Regions from separate parts of the Homo sapiens genome. Here region 2 is linked to region 1. A link is a loop called in an ENCODE intact Hi-C map of the cell type or tissue named here. Cell type or tissue: CD4-positive, alpha-beta T cell. All regions are shown on one strand. Each heading gives the region's core, and the rest is flanking DNA. Links, peaks and the distances in the headings are about the cores only.

Region 1 (10,566 bases), core at 3,375-8,374:
CTGCAGGCAGAACGGCAGAGCCAGGAGGTGGCTGGGCGACACCGGGACCGGGAGTTGGAGAAGCAGCTGGCGGTCCTGAGGGTCGAGGCTGATCGAGGTCGGGAGCTGGAAGAACAGAACCTCCAGCTACAAAAGACCCTCCAGCAACTGCGACAGGACTGTGAAGAGGCTTCCAAGGCAAGGGGAGTGGGCACAGGGCTTAGGAGGTGGAGGCTGAGGGTGTCTGGAGGGCTGAGGAGCCAGAGGGTGTGGAAAGTTACCTGTCATGGGTATGTACTGACCAGCTCCTGGGTCCTAGGCATGTGGTTCAAAGAAGCCAGGATTTGGCAGGGGGAGGATACCTGTATCTGTGTAGGGGTGGGATTCTCAGAGAAGCGTCTGGCTGGTGGCAGCTGCTCTCTTTAAGCCTCATTCTTATGGGCTGTCTTTGGGATGGCTTTCCTGGGTGTGGTCAATGGCCCCAAGCCCTGGGGTCTGAGCTGCCACGCCCTGGGGTCTGAGCTGCCACCCCCTGAACCGTCCTTAGGCTAAGATGGTGGCCGAGGCAGAGGCAACAGTGCTGGGGCAGCGGCGGGCCGCAGTGGAGACGACGCTTCGGGAGACCCAGGAGGAAAATGACGAATTCCGCCGGCGCATCCTGGGTTTGGAGCAGCAGCTGAAGGAGACTCGAGGTCTGGTGGATGGTGGGGAAGCGGTGGAGGCACGACTACGGGACAAGCTGCAGCGGCTGGAGGTCAGTGGTTCTGCCCTCCCAGCCCTCTCTGCTCAGCCCTGGTGAAATACTCCTATGCTAAGTAGTTAGCCATCAGTTTCACTTTGCCCTTAGTGTGCATCTGTTTTGCCTCCCCAAACCTGCTCTGTTAACCTTGGGTTTATTTCCTGGTGTATACTTTGGCGCCAATGTTCAGTCTTTGCACTGGTAGTTTTGTTTCTTATTTCTCACCCTTTGCTTGCTCTATGTGTCCTGATTTCTTTGCTAGGAGCCTGTTTTCATTGCACATCATTTTCATAAATACCTCCTTTCTCCTGCCCAGCTACCCACCTCCAAATGACTTGAACCCAAGTTTTACCTTTTCTCAGTCCAACCCTGCTTCCCTACCTCCCAGGCAGAGAAACAGCAGCTGGAGGAGGCCCTGAATGCGTCCCAGGAAGAGGAGGGGAGTCTGGCAGCAGCCAAGCGGGCACTGGAGGCACGCCTAGAGGAGGCTCAGCGGGGGCTGGCCCGCCTGGGGCAGGAGCAGCAGACACTGAACCGGGCCCTGGAGGAGGAAGGGAAGCAGCGGGAGGTGCTCCGGCGAGGCAAGGCTGAGCTGGAGGAGCAGAAGCGTTTGCTGGACAGGACTGTGGACCGACTGAACAAGGAGGTGGGGCATGGGGTATTCTGGGCCTTTAGGAAGAGGCCCAGCTCATCCAGAAGCTGGCCTGAGAGGACAGGGGCTTGGGGGAGAGGGGTTAGTCAGAATGTGTGATGATTATGGCCAGGTGCGGTGACTCACTCCTGTAATTCCAGCACTTTGAGAGGCTGAGGTAGGCAGATACCCGAGGTCAGGAGTTTGAGACCAGCCTGGCCAACATAGCAAAACTCTGTCTCTACTAAAAATACAAAAAATTAGCCGGGCTTGGTGGCTCATGCCTGTAGTCCCAGCTACTCAGGAGGGTGATGCAGGAGAGTCACTTGCACCCGGAAGGTGGAGGTTGCAGTGAGGCGAGATCATGCCACTGCACTTCAGCCTGGGTGACAGAGCAAGACTCTGTCTTAAGAAAAAAAAAAAAAGAATGTGTGATGTTTGCTTTCCTCAAGTTCATTGTTAGGAAGACCAAGACCAAATCTTCTGGAAGGGGCATCCTTCCTACCTCCCCTCCATGTTTTTGCTCTTTCCCTTACATCCTATTCCTTTATGGTCTTCATTCTTGGAGAACATCTCCTGGGATTCTCCCTTGGGAGTCTACAAAACCTAAATACAAGAATCTTCAATGGCCAGCTTGGGCAACATAATAAGACTCTGTCTCTACTTAAAAATAAAATTAGCCTGCTGTGGTGGCTTGTTCCTCAGTTTCTCTTTATAGATGGGGAATTGAGACCCAGAGAAGATAAGTAACTTGCCTATGGTTGCTAATTAGTGGTAGAGCCAGGATTTGAACCCAGACATCTGTATTCCCAGCTACTCGGAAGGCTGACGTAGGATTGCTTGAGCCCAGGAGGTTGAGGCTGCAGTGAGCTGTGACTGCCCCACTGCGCTACAGCAAGAGCCTGTCAAAAAAAAAAATCTTCATTGGTAGAATTTTAAATTTGGGTGAGGGGAAGGAGAAAAGAAAGAAAAAAGAAAAGGAAATAAATTGCTTTTGCTGCTAAGGTTCTCCTCCCAATCTTTTTGTAAAGCAAGAGCAAACACGTAATATGTTACATCAATTCTAAAGTGCACATTTTATCATTTGTCAATGAAAAATGCACATCTTATCATTTGTCAATGAAAAATGCACATCTTATCATTTGTCAATGAAAAATGCACATCTTATCATTTGTCAATGAAAAATGCACATTTTATCATTTCTGAAATAGAGTTGTGTCTTATACCTTATGGTATGTTATAGTTTAATTGGCATATTTTTCTTAGTGGTACGCCGTATAATCATTGGCACCTTGGGTTTGCTGAAATGGTCATTTAAGGCTTACTTTGTATCAGGCACTGTTGTAAGTACAGAACTTCACATAATTAACTAATGTAATTCTCACAACACCTTGTGATATAGTTACTATTTTTAATCCCATTTTACAGATGGGGGACTGAGACCCAGAGAGATAAGTAACTTGCACATGGTCACCAGTAAGTGGTAGAGCCAGGATTTGAACCCAGACATCTGTATATAACTATTAGCTATACTAGGAACCTAGGCCCAGGAAAGAGCAAGAGAGGGCTGCCTTGTCAGGAAGGAGACCCTTAGGGGAGAGTCTTGGGAGTCTGGGCCTGGAGAGGGTCATTTATGTACAGTGCTGAAGACCCTTTTCTCTGTGTTTCAGTTGGAGAAGATCGGGGAGGACTCTAAGCAAGCCCTGCAGCAGCTCCAGGCCCAGCTGGAGGATTATAAGGAAAAGGCCCGGCGGGAGGTGGCAGATGCCCAGCGCCAGGCCAAGGATTGGGCCAGTGAGGCTGAGAAGACCTCTGGAGGACTGAGCCGACTTCAGGATGAGGTAGAAGTCTAATATCCTTGGGTTTGAAGGTCCTTGCCTCTTTTTTTTTTTTTTTTTTTTTGTCCGAGACAGAGTCTCACTCTGTCGCCCAGGCTGGAGTTCAGTGGCGCGATCTTGGCTCACTGCAAGCTCTGCCTCCGGGGTTCACACCATTCTCCTGCCTCAGCCTCACAAGTAGCTGGGACTACAGGTGCCTGCCACCACGCCTGGCTAATTTTTTATATTTTCAGTAGAGACGGGGTTTCACCGTGTTAGCCAGGATGGTCTCAATCTCCTGACCTCGTGATCCGCCCTCCTCGGCCTCCCAAAATGCTAGGATAACAGGCATGAGCCACTGCGCCCAGCCCGGTCCTTGCCTCTTAACTGAACCTGTGGCCAAGGGTCCCTGGGGCCCAGGTTTAGGTCTAATGACTTGCAGGGTGGAGGAATATATTGTCTGTAGAGCAGTGATTTTCAAATTCTGTAGCTTAGAGCCACCTGAGGAGATTTTTAAAAATCCCCACACCCAGGCTGTATCCCATACCACTTCAGTCATCATCTCTGGGGATGGGATCCAGGATCAGAATTTAAAAAAACTCCTCAGGTGATTCCAAGTTGTGTAGAGACTTTAAAAACAATAAAGAAGCTGAGGACGGTGGCTCACGCCTGTAATCCCAGCACGTTGGGAGGCTGAGGCGGGCAGATCATGAGGTCAGGTGTTCAAGACCAGCCTGGCCAACATGGTGAAACCTTGTCTTTACTAAAAATACAAAAATTAGCTGAGCGTGGTGGTGCATGCCTGTAGTCCCAGCTACTCAGGAGGCTGAGGCAGGAGAATTGCTTGAACCTGGGAGGTGGAGGTTGCAGTGAGCCGCGATTGTGCCACTGCATTCCAGCCTGGGCGACAGAGCAAGACTCCATCTCAAAAAACAAAAACAAAAACAATAAAGGAAATTAATGAGGGCAGGTGCAGTGGCTCTTGCCTGTAATCCCAGCACTTTGGGAGGCTGTGGCGGGCAGATCACGAGGTCAGGAGATTGAGACCATCTTGGCTAACACGGTGAAACCCCGTCTCTACTAAAAATACAAAAAATTAGCCAAGCGTGGTGGCACATGCCTGTAGTCCCAGCTACTCGGGAGGCCGAGGCAGGAGAATCACTTGAACCTGGGAGGTGGAGATTGCTGTAAGCTGAGATCGCACCACTGTACTCCAGCCTGGGCGACAGAGCGAGACTCCATCTAAAAAATGAAAAAAAAAGAAAATGGATGAAAAGTCAGTTTGCTTTTTATTGTCATCATGCCACTGGTAATTCTAAAGAGTGACAGTGATGAAATGTTTCTGCCCACTGGGCTGGACTGCTCCTGCCCCTCAACCCTCACCTTCTCACTACACTGAGCTGTGGCATTTTTACCCCCTGCCCAGATCCAGAGGCTGCGGCAGGCCCTGCAGGCATCCCAGGCTGAGCGGGACACAGCCCGGCTGGACAAAGAGCTACTGGCCCAGCGACTGCAGGGGCTGGAGCAAGAGGCAGAGAACAAGAAGCGTTCCCAGGACGACAGGGCCCGGCAGCTGAAGGGTCTCGAGGTGAGGGCACTGAGGTGTGACCTGTGGAAAAAGGGTGGGACTTCCAAGCCTCTTTCTGTACTAGCGGTCAAAACCGACAGCCCACAGTTGATGAGTTTTGTTTGGCTGCAGTATTTTCAACAACTTTGAATCAATTGCCAATGTTTAGAAATTTATAGAGGTCACCTAAAAATTTGGATTTCTAGTTTCTTTTGTATTTGGCAGATATGGTAATACTGAGTGTCTTGTCCTGAGTCTGCATGGCAACAGTTGGCTGGAGCTGAGCAGTGGGTTTCCCCTTTAGAGTGAACAGTATTCTTCAGTTTGCTATATTTGATAATAATAATAGCAGCAGCAAACATATTGTGCTGTGTGATAGGCACTTAAGACTTAATCCTCAGAATAACTCTGTGGGGTAGGTAGTCTTGTTTTCTCCATTTTACAGATGAAGGAAACTGAGGCACAGAGAGATGAACTTGTCCATGGTCTACTGCCAGGAAGTGGTAAATCTGATTTTCAGACTGGACAGTCTGGTCCCATGTACATACTCTTAGCCTCTACGTGGTACTGCCTCCAGTACCTCAGTTTCTGAGTCTCTTCACCTCAGCCTTGGCCCAGGTACTTGGGTTTCTCTCTCTTTTCCCATTAGAGAAATAAGGTTTTCCAATGAAGAGTAGATTCTGGGGTTTGCCTTTCTGTCAAAGGGCCGTCACCAGAGCATGGCCCCGACCTGCCCATGATGCCACATCTGGTCAGTAGAGGGCGCTGGCTCCATAGTGGCTCTGGGTCCAGGCAAGTACCAAAAGGTTACTGGGATGTGCAAGAGAGAAAAGTCTGTTAATGCTGGAGTTTGAGAGGCTCCTGGTCTGAGTTTGGCATTCTGGTGTCCAGCATTTGGGACAGAATTACTTGTTCTTCTGTCCTAGGAAAAAGTCTCACGGCTGGAAACAGAGTTAGATGAGGAGAAGAACACCGTGGAGCTGCTAACAGATCGGGTGAATCGTGGCCGGGACCAGGTAACCGCCCCCACCCCTCATCTCTGTTTACCCCTGACTGCATCACCTCTTGGTTCTCTCAAAAACAACTCTACCCTCCCATCTTTCATCATCTGGCTGCCGAATCTGTGCGTGGCTGGGTCTCCTTCAGGGTTTTGTCTGCTTTGGGAAAGGTTGGCCAGTTTCCTTGGGTGGAAAGAAGCCAATGATTTGCATGGAGGAAGGGATCCTGGTGGCCTGGGCTGTTCTCTGACCTGAATTGGGGCTTCTTTGGTTTACAAGGGATACTAGTTCCTGGAGGGACGAAGGAGGCTCTGTTTGCATTCTCTGGCCCCTCCCATTTGAATAGGCTGTGATTTTTTAGTTGCCTGGGAATTTTTGGATTCAGGGTTCAGAGACCATCCTCCCATGACTCAGCCTCACTTTGTTCAGCTTGCTGGTTCATCCTTAGCCCTCCCCAAGTCTGGTCCTCTCACCCATCCCCACTAGGTGGATCAGCTGAGGACAGAGCTCATGCAGGAAAGGTCTGCTCGGCAGGACCTGGAGTGTGACAAAATCTCCTTGGAGAGACAGGTGATGGGGGAGGGGAGGATTCTTAGGGATGGACCCCAGGAGGTGAGTAAAATGGCCAGTGGAGTGCTAACTGTGGAGGCTTCCTGTCCCTCTCAGAACAAGGACCTGAAGACCCGGTTGGCCAGCTCAGAAGGCTTCCAGAAGCCTAGTGCCAGCCTCTCTCAGCTTGAGTCCCAGAATCAGTTGTTGCAGGAGCGGCTACAGGCTGAAGAGAGGTGACATAAGCCTATCCTTCCTCCCTTCCTCCCTCCTTTTCTTCCTCCCTCCCTCTTGGCTTTTCTCCTCTGTGGCTCCCTCCATCTTCCACCTCAGATATGGCCAGCCTGGCCTGATCTTTAGGGAACACTTTCTCCTGATAGAGAGCAAAGAGTGTTGCAGAAATTCTGAAATGTGAATGACGTCACTCTCCCTCATTCTTTGAATCTGCCCTGGATCCTGCCCAGTCTAATGGTGGAGCTCATGGCTGAGAGGAGTCCTTGGGGACAGTAGGGGGCCAAGTTAGGATTCCCTTAGAAATGGGGACACTCATAGACATTCTTCTACCTCACCTTAGGGAGAAGACAGTTCTGCAGTCTACCAATCGAAAACTGGAGCGGAAAGTTAAAGAACTATCCATCCAGATTGAAGACGAGCGGCAGCATGTCAATGACCAGAAAGACCAGGTGAGGACATGGCACCCTGGAGCCAAGCAACCTGGGGCAGGTATATATTATATGTTTTCCTGAAAGCCAAGGGAGGCCCTTATCTCCTATAGGTCCTCCAAACTTAGACTTTCCTTGTATAAGGACAGAGATTAGATTGAAAAGACTAGACTAGAGAAGTCATGGTAAGCGTATATATTGAGTGCTTATGATGTGCTAGGTTCTGTAAGTATTACACATGTGTTAATACATTTAATCCCTAAGACAACCATGTGAGGTTAAGGAACTTGCCCAAGGCCACATTTTTCCAGCGGCAATTATACCTTGTCAAGATTGTTATGGGGGAGGGTCCCAGGCCATGGTAGTAGATGCTATTCAGATGTGTGGACTTGGTATCCTGCCCAGCTAAGCCTGAGGGTGAAGGCTTTGAAGCGTCAGGTGGATGAAGCAGAAGAGGAAATTGAGCGACTGGACGGCCTGAGGAAGAAGGCCCAGCGTGAGGTGGAGGAGCAGCATGAGGTCAATGAACAGCTCCAGGCCCGGATCAAGTCTCTGGAGAAGGACTCCTGGTATGGGCTACCCTTTTGCCCTTGCTCCATAGGGACACTAGAGCAGGGAGGGAATGGTCTCTCCTGTGCTGGATAAGGAGGAGAATCTCTAACATGGTACTGTGTAGTCACTTGTTTCTGGTTGGAAGCCAGTATATTTATTTATTAGTATCTCAGCCACCATCCTGTACCTCCCCAAATCTGATTAGTTGGGGATTTTGTGAATAAACTTTAGGCCTTAGAAGAATTGGGGTTTCCTTTGTACAAAAAGGGTGGCTGTCTTAATATTTCTATTTTCCCCTCCCCAACCATTATTCTTCTCTCTGAGTCAGGCGCAAAGCTTCCCGCTCAGCTGCTGAGTCAGCTCTCAAAAACGAAGGGCTGAGCTCAGATGAGGAATTCGACAGTGTCTACGATCCCTCGTCCATTGCATCACTGCTTACGGAGAGCAACCTACAGACCAGCTCCTGTTAGCTCGTGGTCCTCAAGGACTCAGAAACCAGGCTCGAGGCCTATCCCAGCAAGTGCTGCTCTGCTCTGCCCACCCTGGGTTCTGCATTCCTATGGGTGACCCAATTATTCAGACCTAAGACAGGGAGGGGTCAGAGTGATGGTGATAAAAAAAAAAAATCATCAGCAATAAGCTGATAGATGGACTTTCCACTGTAGGAGTGGACATTTCAAGCCAACTGAGCCTTTTCCTCAAGTGCCGACACCTCCCTCATCTCTCTTATAGTGGAAGGATGGTCAGCATTAGGCTGATGGGGACTGAGAAGGATAGGAAGGGATAGAAATTGCCATGTGTATAAAGCTTTATTCTTTAGCCCTTAACCCTAAGGCTCAGGGAAATACCCTATGTTATTGTGCTCCCTGGATTCCTGCAACTCATTTTCCTTCCACTCTGGAGCAGGGTGAGGGGAATGTTATGGGTAACAGACATGCAGGCATGGCTCTACCCATTTCTTTGCACAAGTATGGGGCCCATGTGGTAGTCCCCATACCCCTCCAGTTCCTATATTTTTGTCTTCTTCCTTTCCCCTCTTTGCCATTCCTACCTTGCATTTTTCCTGTCAGTGCCTTAGCCAAGGCAAGGAGATAAGGATGCTCTTCTTGCTTTTTATATCTGCACATTCATACCTCTCCAAAGACCAGCTTTTCCCCAGCCAGGGCCCTCAGCCTTCCCTGCTGCCCCAGTGATTGATTGAGAGAGCTGTTGGGGTTTCTCTGCCAATGACCCCTGGGAGAGGGACTTTGGTAGGGTCATGATAAAGTGGCGGGGGTCTGGTCCTGCTCAGGGTTTTCATCCTTCCTCCTCTCCCTCCTCTGTGACTGTGGATATGGTTATAAGGTGGTTGCACCTGGGAGCCCTGACAACTGGCTGCACAAATTCCAAAAGTAAAGGTGTCAGTCCCTGTGGCCTTCCTTGGGGCTTCTCTGACCACATGTGCCCAACTTCAATAAGAGAACCAAGGGACCCTCATTTTCTGAGGTGCTTGGCTCTGATTCAGGGCTTTGCAAGGGGTTAGAAGCTGACTGTAAAAATGGGAAGAGGCAACGGAAGACATTTATTTCTCCTTTGGATTTTGGGGAGAACCAAGCCCTGGTAGGGAAGAGGTAAGGGGGATGATTCACCTCCATATTTCCTAAGCAGGTTGTATAGGGAGCCGGTGGCAGGAGGAAGGCTGTTTTCACAAATGACTTGTAATGTCGTGATTAAAAAAATTCCTATATTCTTCTGCAAATCAAACGTTCTTTCCCAATCCAATCCAGCCTTGGTTTTATTTTAAATTAAATATTAAAATTACACATTTATATTGAAATCCTTGGTTTGTCTTCTCATTCTTTTTCTTGGCATATTTGGAGGTCCAGATTTTATGAAGTCATATTAACTGTACAGCTTAGGAGCCGAAGCTGGAGTTTTCTTCACCTGACTTTTCAGAGGCCCTTTAGAACAGAGCAGATGGGACCTACGAAACCTGGAGATGTTTATAGCAGCCCCATTCTCTTCTCTCCTGAACAACCTTCTGGGAAGAACAAGGACAGTAAATGCCTTTTTTTTTTTTTTTTTTTTGAGACGGAGTCTCACTCTGTCACCCAGGCTGGAGTGTAATGGCATGATCTCAGCTCACTGCAACCTCTGCCTCCCGGGTTCAAGCGATTCTCCTGCCTCAGCCTCCTGAGTAGCTGGGATTACAGGCGCGTGCCTCCACACCCAGCTAATTTTTGTATTTTTAGTAGAGATGGCGTTTCACTGTGTTGGTCAGGCTGGTCTCAAACTCCTGACCTTGTGATCCGCCCACCTCGGCCTCCCAAAGTGGTGGGATTACAGGCATAAGCCACTGCGCCTGGCCAGCAGTAAATGCCTTTTTGAGGGTTAGAGTAGAACAGACCAGAACTGGGTTTTATTCCCTTGGGTCATAGTGATAACCCCAGCATTCACTTCCCAGGTAGAAAAATCCTCATTCATTCCTAACTGACATAGGACCCAGTCCCTAACTGGGAGGTAGGGACATTTCTGCTGTTCCTGCCCTAGTGTTGCCTTGAAGAGGGAGCTGGCCCTTCACTAGAGCCTATTGCCAGGTATAGGAGTACTATCCCTTCAGGAGTGGGTCAGACCTCCTCCTAAAGTATTCTGTCTGCTGTCTCTGTGGACCACAGCCAAGTGAAGAAGCCATCTGCCAAGAGCAGCTGGGCGGGGACGAAGCTCCAGGGTCCTGCTTGGCCAACCCTCTCTTCTAGGCCCTCAAGATCCCAGCCTAGGCTTGGGGAGAAAATGCAACTGGAAAAGTCAAGGCTCATCCTTTCTCACGAACACAAATTCCTTTTAAGGCAATGTGTCCCGCCTCTCCCAACTATATAAGGGCAGCGTCAGTAAAAGAGCTTCTGCAAAACAAGCCCCACCCAGAGCCTAAGCTGACTGGGCCTCCTGGGCCTCTTGCCAAGGAAGTGCACCTGCCAGACTGGCTTAGGCCAGTCTGAGTGAGCTGGACCTTGGTGCCTGCCTTTCTGCGGTGGAGGAAAGGTTTACTCAGCTCCACAAAGCCTACAGGTGGCTTACGTATAGGGAGAGGAGCAT
Region 2 (10,566 bases), core at 3,587-8,586, 470 kb after region 1:
GATGGATCATGTATTCAGCAGTGGTTCCATAAGATTATAATAGAGCTAAAAAAATTCCAGTTGCCTAGTGACCTTGTAGCTGTCTAGCGCAATACTTTACTCATGTGTTTGTGGTGATGCTGGTGTAAACAAACTACTGTGCTGCCAGTTGTATAAAAATATAGCACATACCAATTATGTGTAGTATGCAATACTTGATAATGGTAATAAATGACTGTTACTGCATTATGTATTTACTACACTATACTTTTCATCATTATTTTAGAGTGTATTCCTTCTACTTATTAAAAAAACAGTAAAACTTAAAAAAAAGTTTAAAAAACAGCCTCAGGCAGGTCTTTCAGGGGGTATTCCAGAAGAAGTCATTGTTATCACAGGAGATGTGTGTTTTTGCCCTGGAGACCTTTCAGTGGGACCAGATGTGGAAGTGAAAGACAGTTATATTGATGATCCTGACCCTGTGCAGGTCTAGGCTAATACGTGTGTTTGTGTCTTAGTTTTTTTTTTTTTTTTTGTGTGTGTGTGTCTTAGTTTTTAACAAAAAACTTAAAAAAAAATAAAAATTTTAAAAATAGAAAAAACTTACATAAGAAGGATATAAAGAAAGAAAATATTTTCTACAGTTGTATAATGTGTGCTTTAAGCTAAGTGTTATTACAAAAGAGTCAAACATTTAAAGAATTTACAAGTTAGGCTGGGCGTGGTAGCTCACACCTGTAATCCCAGCACTTTGGGAGGCCGAGGCGGGCGGATCACGAGGTCAACAGGTCAAGACCATCCTGGCCAACGTGGTGAAACCCCATCTTACAGAGAAAGAACTAGCCGGGCGTGGTGGCACGCACCTGTACTCCCAGCTGCTTGGGAGGCTGAGGCAGGAGAATCGCTTGAACCCGGGAGGCGGAGGTTGCAGTGAGCCGAGATTGTGGCAGTGCACTCCAGCCTGGAGACAGAGTGAGACTCCATTTCAAAAAAAAAAAAAAAAAGAAAAAGGAAAGAAAAAGGAATTTCCAAGTTTATAACGTAAATTTACAGTAATCTAAGGTTAATTTGTTATTATTATTTTGGTTTTTTGAGACAGGGGCTCCCTCTGTCGCCCAGGCTAGAGCATAGCAGTGTGATCTCTGTTCACTGCAACCTCCGCCTCCCGGGTTCAAGTGCTTCTTGTCCCTCAGCCACTCGAGTACCTGGGATTACAGGCATGTCCCACAGCGCCTGGCTAATTTTTGTTTTTTTTAGTAGAGATGAGGTTTCACCATGTTGACCGGGCTGGTCTCGAACTCTTGGCCTCATGTGATTCACCCATCTTGGCCTCCCAAAGTGTTGGGATTATAGGCATTAGCCACTGCATCTGGCTAGGTTAATTTATCATTGATAAAAGAAAAACTGTTTTAAACATAGTGTAGCCTTAAGTGTACAGTGTTTCTAAAGTCTACAGTAATGTACAGTAATGTCCTAGGCCCTCACATTCACTCACTACTCACTGACTCACCCAGAGCAACTTCCAGTCCTGCAAGTTCCATTCATGGTAAGTGTCCTATTTGTATAGCATTTTAAATCTTTTATACCATATTTTTACTACACTTTTTCCATGTTTAGGTACACAAATACTTACCATTGTAGTACAATTGCCTACAGTATGCTATTCAGGGTTGTAGCCTCAGAGTCCTCGACTGTACCATACAGCCTAGCTGTGTAGTAGACTATGCCATCTAGGTTTGTACAAGTACATTCTATGATGATTGCAGGATGAAATCGTGTAAGGGCACATTTCTCAGAACGTATCCTCATCATTAAGCGACACATGACTGTTTCTATTTTTGTCCCATACTTTTTCCTTTTGTTCTTACTCTTTCCTATGTTACTAAATATTTATCAAGATCATATGTTTATTCATTTAAATCATTCTTTTCACCTTTTTATTTGACAAGTAACTGTTCAACTGTACTGTACTGTGTCTTCTTTTTTCTCTCTTCTCCAATCTGCCAGCAGAACTCTAAGGCCCTAGTGGGTGCATCTCCAGGAGGATGCTGCAGGGTTTCTAAAACATTGTGCTGAGTACTGGGAATACAGTGATGAAAATGGTCAGCACACCTTGCTCTTCCTGGCCTCATGTGGTTTCTTAATGACTCTGTGTACTAGCAGGTCCATAAAGCTTCAAGTATCAGCCATGCTTATAGTCTCTCTAGGAAAAGGGGTCCCAGGCAGTTCTTTCTCCAGGAAGTAGTTATACCTTGTCAACTACATGCATTCAGTGAAGCCAGCTCTGCTTCCCTAGAGAAAACTGATGGCATCAGGGACCAGTGCCTAAGCCTGAGCTGCCCAGCAAGGATAGTGTCTTAGCAGGAGGGTAGCCAACTGAATGGCCACTGGAGGAATGAGAGCAGAGGCCCCATCCATGTGGTCTCTGAAATGATGAGAAAGCAATGTTCAAATCTTCTACCAGGGCTGAAGTAGGTTCCAATGTACAAAATGTTGGGAGCTGGAGAGATTGATCCACTAGTGAGGCAGTATTGGGAATTTTACCACTTCTCCATGTGGCACAGCCACAAAATCCTATTACCCTCAACTTTTTTGGGTTTGTGGCTGTGGCACAGAAGGTGGGCTATCTACCAGAAATGTGTGTTCCTCTTTTCATTGTGTAGAGTTTTGGCCGCTCAGCTAGGGATTATATTTCTACCACCTCATACCCCTAGGTAGGACTATGTGACTAGCCACCAACACAATGGGACTGGAAGTGATATGTGTCACTTGCAGGCCAAGGCAGTAAAGAGGTGACTTTCCCATATTCTTTCTCTCCACCTGACAGGACTCCAAGGCTCTAAGGATGGAAGAGTCATAATTGGAAAGAGCCTGGGTACCTGAATCACTGTATGGAGGAAAATCACTTGCTGAGCAGGAACATCCTCATTGGACTAGCTATGTGGGTGAGAAAGAACCTTGGAATTTGAATGTTTATTTGCTACAGCATAACCTTAACAAAGTGCTGGTATTGAGTGCTAGTATTTTTGGCTGCACATTTGAAAGGATTAATTTGCATGTGTAGTAATTACACTATTATACTGATGACACCTCAGCATAGTGTCATTGTTTGAGCAGAACTACTTACTGCCCTGGTCACTCTTTTAGATACTTATGAAGCAAAGTTCACACAGGTCTTAGCAAATGCATAGTGTCATTGTTTCTTGATGTGTATCAAGCTGTGCCCTGTACCACATGGAAACCTGTGAAAACCCAGCTCAACATTCTGTCTGCCCAGACACCATGTCAACAGCATGAATCATAGTTGTATAAACTTTACCTACCAATTGCAATACCTTGGGAAGGAGTCTTAGCACTTCTTCCTGCCTCCTCAGTTGAGAATCACTGATTTACAGTGATCTGGTCAAGACTTTTTGCTGGCAATCCAAAAAGGAAGACAAACCAACCAACCCAGGTATGGCTGTATTAGTAGCCCCTAAATAGGGAAATCCTATAATTTGTTAAACATTTCCCATATTTTTTTGAACATTTCGGTTGTTTCTAATTTTTTACTGTCAAAGCTAACTATATATCAGAGACTACTTTTGAATAAATATATCTGCCCTCATGTTTGTTTCCTTATGATATGTTTCTATCAGGACCTATCTTTTTTCACTTATTTATGTGGATTTTAAGGGACAAGTAGGAATAAGCCCCATTGTGTGGGGGCAGACAGGAGGGAAAGGCATGTGCCTGATGGAGTTGTGAGGTACTATGTCTGTGCCAGGAACTACCTGCTGTTCTGCATGAGGAGAGTGCAGCGTCCTTTAGAGTCTTGGATGGGGATGAGTCTTGAGAGAAGGTGTCTTTCCTGGGGTGCCTGAGATATTCTGCTAAGGAGTTTCCTAAGGTAATAAGAGCCGCTAAAGAATGTGAAAAAGGGCATTATTAGCTGCATGGCTCTGGGCAATTCATTTCACCACTATGAACCTGGGTCTCCACCTATCTTCTGGGATGATGGAAAAGACTGAACCATCTAATGAACTTGAAGCCATCCAGCTCAGCAAGCAGCAGGTTCTGGAAGGCAGATCCCCACCTCCTCTGTGTGATCTCCCACTCTGTGGAGGGGCAGTTGTCAGGAAGCCAAACAGGGCTCTTCTGTCACCCAGGGTTTTTAGTGTGTGTGATTCGTGAATGCCTTTCAGCAGACTTCTGTCTAGGGTACTGGGAGGACTCCACCAAGGCTGTGCTTGCTGTGCTAACATATCTCTTGGAGCTGCAGAAGCTGAAGAAGTGTAGCTTTTTAAATTTGTTTTTAAAAATAGGATAGCTGTTAGATTGGGGTCGAAAACCACCTGTCTTCTCCTACAGGTGAGCTGCAAATTCTAACAATTATAATCTATCAAATATTTACTGTGTACCTACTAATTCCTGGCATGTTATGGGTCCTGGAGATATGTCAATGACTAAGACAAATTTCTGCACTCACAGGCCTTACATTATAGTGGGAAATGATGCAGGCAACCCCCAAAGTGGAGCTTAGCCCACTGGGTTCTTGGCTTTGCCTAGGAAATTCAAGGGCAAGCCAGAGGTAGAAGAAAACAGCTTTAGTGAAGAGGCAGTGTTATAGCTCCATGAGTACTCCTACAGAGCAGGGCTACCCAGTAGGCACAGAGCAGCAGCTCAGGGCAGTTTTGCAGTTGTATTTATATAACCCACTTTTAATTGCATGCAGATTAAGGGGTGGTTTAATGCAGAAATTTCTAGGGAAGGGGTAGTAGATTTTGGGTCATTGGGGCATTGCCATGGAAAGGGGTAGTAACTGCCCAGATATTGCCATGGCAATGGTAAATTGACATGGCACACTAATGGGCATGTCTGATTGAAAGCTGCTTTTGCCCAAGCCCTGTTTTAGCTAGTCCTCAATCTGATCTGGTGTCTGAGCTCCGCCTCTGGCATCAAGTCCCACCTCCTACCTCAGGAAGGCAAATAAAATAGAAATAGAGGGGAAAATGAAACTAATACAAAAATTTGGTAAGTTTATAATGAGTGCCATCATGGGAAATCAAGAGTCTGAGTGAGAGAATTGAAGGGACCCATTTTAGGTAGGAAATCAGGAAAGACTTCTCTGAGAAGGGGATACTTAAATCCAGCCTTAGAGGAGGAAGAGAAACTAGGATTGCAAATAAAGGAGGGGTGGGAGGAAGTGTCCTAAGGGGAGGAAAAAGCCCATGAAAAGGCCCAGAGATGAGGAGAAGCTGGGTCTGTTAGAGGAATTGAAAAACCACTAGTGTGTCTGAAGCAAGGCAAGTGTGACATGGGATGAGGCCGAGAGGGAGTACAGCTGAGCTACAGGGATCTGGTCAACCCTTTTTGTTGGTAATGGAAAAAATAAAACAATTATGTAATATAGTGGTTGTAAGTGCAGACTCTGGAGTTTCAGACAGGCTTGGGAGGAAATCACGTTTTCTCTGCCCCTCATTAGCTGTGTGATCTTGGACATGTCCTTTTCCAAGGAGAAGACAACTTACTCTTCACCTTCAGTGAAGTGATCAGGCAGAACGGAATGCTAGCTTGTCTGAATCCCAGTGTTTGGCACTCGGGGAGAACTCTGCAAGACATGACCTGCCTATCATGGACTGTGGTCTGCCAGACTGATAGGGTGCATTTCTCCTCTCTTCATTAAAACTTGAGAGCAAGTGGTGTTCCAGGCAAACATTTGGATGCTGTGTCAAAGGGAAACAGTTACTGAAGCCACAGATACTCTTTGTTCATTGATGATACTGGAATGTGGCTGGGGAGAGCTCAGACCCACAGAAATTGGACTCTGTGGGGCCCCAGTGACTCAAACCCCTTGTGAAATGCTGGCTGCTTGGTATGAACTGACGCCTCAACAATGTTAGCAGCAGCTAGCTCTGGGGTTTCTGGGCAGTCCTATTGGCTGAAAGCTGGGGAGGCTGCCATAAGGCTTTCTGGAAATATTTAAAATGGACAATTTACTGGGAAAGGGTGTGTTCTTGCTTTGTAGCTAATGCTGTGGGACCCTCTGGTGGCCACAGTGGGAATAGCTTGACAGTGGGGTTTACTTTCTCTTGAGTGGCCCAGGCAGGAAATCCTTGGCTGGAAACCAGAGGATTGAATATGGGGCTGGAAAGATTACCTAGTTGGCTTGAGATGGAGGCTGTGATTTAGGTTGACATCCTACCCCATTTTCTCTTGCTTTTGGCAGCATTTCTCTGGGCTTGAGCAGTGAGAAAAGTAATGCTCTGTGTACAAGACGCCAAAAAAAAATATATATATATATATATATATAGGTGAAAATAGGTTGTTAAGTTGAACTAGTGTCTGGTACCATATGGACCAAAACCTCAGTTTGAGCATAGGATTCCACCAGTTTTATTGGTTGACTTTTAAGTGAATTCATTCTAACAGCTTTGAGCACAGATATTCTGAAAGCTAAAGTGCTTAGCTGTTGGAGGATGTACTGGCTGGTAATTAGTGGGGCATCTGTGAGGTCTTGTATCATGTGACCAATGTATGGTCATATGACCAACATATGGCCATTTGATAGAAGAACACAAATGGGCTGGACACGGCTCATGCCTGTAATCTCAGCACTTTGGGAGGCCGAGGCAGGCAGATCACCTGAGGTCAGGAGTTCAAGACCAGCCTGACCAACATAGTGAAACCCTGTGTCTACTAAAAATACAAAATTAGCTTGGTGTGGTGGTGCATGCCTGTAATCCCAGTTACTTGAGAGGCTGAGGCAGGAGAATCACTTGAACCCAGGAGGCGGAGGTTGCAGTGAGCCGAGATCGCACCACTGCACTCCAGCCTGGAGACAGAGCGAGACTCTGCCAAAAACAAACAAACAAACAAACAAACAAAACAAAAAAACCCCCACAAACATACTCCAAGTCTTCTTGTTAAAAATTAACACAATAATTTTATATTCTATGAAGTTCTGTCTCATATGTTATCTTATTTGTTTCTTATGATCACTCCAAGAAATATTTTAGGTCGATTAGTGCTATGATTATAGTAATAATTATTGTGGTTTATGTATATTATCTGTAAATCTAACAAAAGCCCTGTAAAATAGATAGCCAGTCTGTTTTCAGATGTGGAAAGGAAGCTCAGAGAGGCTACATAACTTCCCTAAGGGCATTGATATAGTCCTATTGGAACCCAGATAAGCTTAGTCTCAAAGCCTCCCCTCTTGTCACCACCCGACTCTGCCTTACTCTTGGTAGAACCACAGCGATGACAGCTGCTTGGGAACATAACCACAATCTGGGCAGGAACATGAGAAGTGTTCACAACCAGCACTGAGGTGAGGTAGCATGTGTGGGCAGTGCTGCACGGGGGACTTCAGAACAGCAGGCTCCCTCTTGGCTGGACTCTTAAGAATAACTTCATGGGTGACATAGGATTTGAAGTGAGATTTGTAGGTTGGGTCAGATTTGATAGGCTTGATTGAGCATATGGGACAGGGGCTGAGAGAAGAGTAGTCCTGGGGGAGGAGTAACACGAGGGAAGATGCCAAGGGGAGTATGCACAGGACACACTGGAGGAACAGCAAGAGTGGCTAGAAAGAGGGATTGGGTGAGGGATGAGGGCTAGATTATTGATGCTTTTGAATTCCAGGCTAAAAAATTGACCACTCTGCAATGAAACCTAAGCTTTTTTTTTCTGGCTTCTGATTCTCTCTCAAAATTTACCAGTCTCTGGAGCCGCTTGTGTCTTTAAGCAGAGATCATCCTATAGCCCTCAGCTCTTCCCAGCCTCCTTCTCCTTTGATCACTGTGTTGGTAGACACAGTGAAATCATAGAGGGAGGGACCACGGCCAGCTGTGGAGGAGAGAGCAGCTGTGATGTGAGAATGGGGTGAAGCTGGGAGAAAATGAGGGCCAGGAGATGAGGGAGGCCCACCCTGGAATGATGGTGGCAAGGGTGGATGAGAAGGTACAGATTTGAGAGAAAGAACAGGAAGAATCTGCAGGCTACTGCTACTGAGCTCTTGGCCATAGGGAGAGGAAGGAGCAGAACTGCCAGAAGTTTTCAGACCTGGACACCTTGTGCTCTGGTGCCTGCCAAATGCAGGGAGGAGCACTGGTTTGGGAAGGAAGGTGCAGACTAAGCTGCTAAGCTGCTGGTGGGGTTTCTTAGGTGAAAACAACCTGCTTTGTGATTAGTCTTAAGTTGTTTGCCCCACCCCTGACGTGGTGACCTGCAAGGAAGGGTGTGTAGACACTGGTTCTCTCAGTTGTCGGTTCATAGATAACTCTTTCCTGGGCAACACTCTATGGCTCCCTGCACAGCTTACAGTCAGGCTGGAACTCTGGCAGGATGTCTGGCTCCAGCATAGTTTTCCCCAGCCAGGCTCAGCCATCTAGTGGTGAGGGCATTAGATTGGGAGTCTGTCATTTGGCTGTAGCTGCTGGGCTGGGTGCTGTGGGGAATGCACAGATGAAGGCGGCATGGTCCTTCCGTTTGAGGAATTCACACTCCAGGTGAGGAGACAAGTGGTGATGGAAGGCAGTGAAAGGAGGCCAGAAGGTAGACATACTGGCTGGGGACAGATTGTAGGACCAGACAGCCGCTAGGATTTGGCCAGATGTGATTTCCACCATGAAGCCTCCCCAACCTCACCTAGACTGGGGTTGGGTGTTGCTCCTTTAGCCTCTCGTGGCCCTTATCATAGAGTAGGGAAATTGCCTATCTGCTCATTTGTCTCCCTTGATGCTTGTTGGTTCATTGGGGAGAGATTTCTCTTGGTGTGTTGTGTGTTCTGAGCAGAGTATGCTCTCAGTGGATTTTGGCAGGAACCATAAATCAGTGATCAACACAGGATGATAAGAAGAGTGGTCCTGAGGCATCTGAGGAAGGGAAGAGTGCAATGATGGAAGTGTCCCTATAGCCCACATCAGCCTGAGCATGCTCAGTTTCTCTTTTTTGAAAAACATGACTTAAAATTTATCATCTATTCCAGCAAAGAAATGAGTTAAAATGTTTTAAAACACATTCAAACTTTTTAGCTTAATCTGTTCTTAAACCATAACAGTAAATACATTATCCGTGACTGTTGTGAAGGTCTATTCCTGATAGAAAAGCTTCCTGGTATGAGACACCTGTCCATCAACTTGACCCGACACATGATCATGCATATTTTTTCTTGTTACTATTTCATGGTGGCAGCTGTGGTGAAGTGGAAGGCAGATTAGACAATCGATTTGAGCTCTGGTTCTCTCATTCATTAGCTTTGTGACCTAAGGCAAGTCACTTAACCTCCCTGCACATATTTCTTCATATTCAAAATGAATATGAATATATATATATATATATATATATATAATAACGACTATTTGAGAAACCCATTATATTTTACAAATCCATTTTTTTGTATACAGATGTTCCGCAGCTTATGATGGGGTTATGTCCAGGTAAACTCATCATAAATTGAAAGTATTGTAAATTGAAAATTCAGCCCAGAGACTTTTTGGTAAAGAATCACCAATATTTAAAGTCTGAAACTTTGTGGTTGTGTATTGCTTTCGCAACATCAGAAAGTCAAAAAGTCTTTGTTAAGTTGAACCATTGTAGGTTAGGGATTGTCTGTATTTATTCAGGTACTTGCTGAGTGCCAACTCTATGCCTGGCACTACCTAAACACTGTGGATACAGAAATAAAGATACAGTCCCTGCCTTTGGAATCCCAGTCTAACAGGGCAGGAAGACAAATAAAGCAACACTTACTTCTTATTATCATGGCCGAGGTGACTCTGATTGTTGCTGGAGTGCAGAACAGAAAGCAGAGATATCTGGACCTTATGGGGTGTTAGGGAGGCTTCCTGGAGGAGGAGGTACTTAAAGATAATCTTGACAGATAAGTAAGAGCCAAAGAAAATCTTGACAGATAAGTAAGAGCCAGTCAAGGAAGGTGAGGAAAATGAAGTAAGGGAGAAGCCCCTGGAGAAATACAGATGATTTGGAGGTTTGTAGGTGCGTGGGGTGTGTGTTCGGAGGCTGCAGGAGATCAGGACATGGAAACCACAAAGGGCCAGATCACTAAGAGCCTCCGATGCTGAATAAAGACATTTGAGCCTTATTTTGAGTGAGGAGACATTGAAAGTTTAACACTTATATATTTATATTTCTGATTATAAAGTTACTGAGTATCCGCTGAGAGAAAAATGAAAAATACAGAAACATATAAAGAAAAAAGGGATATCCAGAGACAACCATTGTGCATATTTTGGTAAATACACTTGGTGATATATATATAGCACTATAGCTCCATAGCTATAGATATGGCCATATGTCTATATCACCAAATATCTATCTATCTGTATATAGATATAACTAGATATCCTGGCTACTTAAGGTGTAGTCTGAAGTGACATGGTTCACCTGCCAGTATAATGGTTTAAGAGACTGGCCACTTTTGAAAGCCCCTCATGTTTCTCATTCCGATATCTTCTAGGATTAAAAATTTATAGGCCACAATTGAATAATTCTTGGTTACCCAGGACCTTGTGGCGGATGCCTTCTTTCACTGAGCATTCATGGGGCGCCTATAAGGTGCCAGACCCTACTCTGTGATAGGGA

What was found. Hi-C counts contacts between places; a loop is a spot of excess contacts. Peaks named below come from ENCODE experiments on the same cell type or tissue, not always from the same donor. Only the 100,000 strongest peaks of a DNase experiment are listed, where the experiment ranks them.
Region 2: it touches region 1 in a loop (3-fold over the local background); 6 of 110 quality-filtered maps call a loop at or near these places.

The regions. Positions count from the first base shown.
Region 1 is chr1:151,529,383-151,539,948 of GRCh38, forward strand. CGN (cingulin) reads left to right here. Exons shown (of 21, transcript NM_020770.3): 11 at 1-177; 12 at 527-733; 13 at 1,107-1,364; 14 at 3,020-3,190; 15 at 4,593-4,754; 16 at 5,660-5,749; 17 at 6,218-6,301; 18 at 6,398-6,516; 19 at 6,855-6,963; 20 at 7,348-7,511; 21 at 7,823-9,310. The coding sequence ends at 7,964. Among named protein-coding and RNA genes, the nearest start is that of TUFT1, 5.6 kb to the right of the region's middle. RefSeq lists an enhancer at 9,672-10,188. In CD4-positive, alpha-beta T cell, for the core only: CTCF peaks have their summits at 5,495 (motif pointing right) and 5,695; a DNase peak (open chromatin) is centred at 5,489.
Region 2 is chr1:151,995,902-152,006,467 of GRCh38, forward strand. No RefSeq gene overlaps it. Among named protein-coding and RNA genes, the nearest start is that of S100A10, 7.3 kb to the left of the region's middle. RefSeq lists a silencer at 3,072-3,366. In CD4-positive, alpha-beta T cell, for the core only: a CTCF peak has its summit at 5,941; a DNase peak (open chromatin) is centred at 6,010.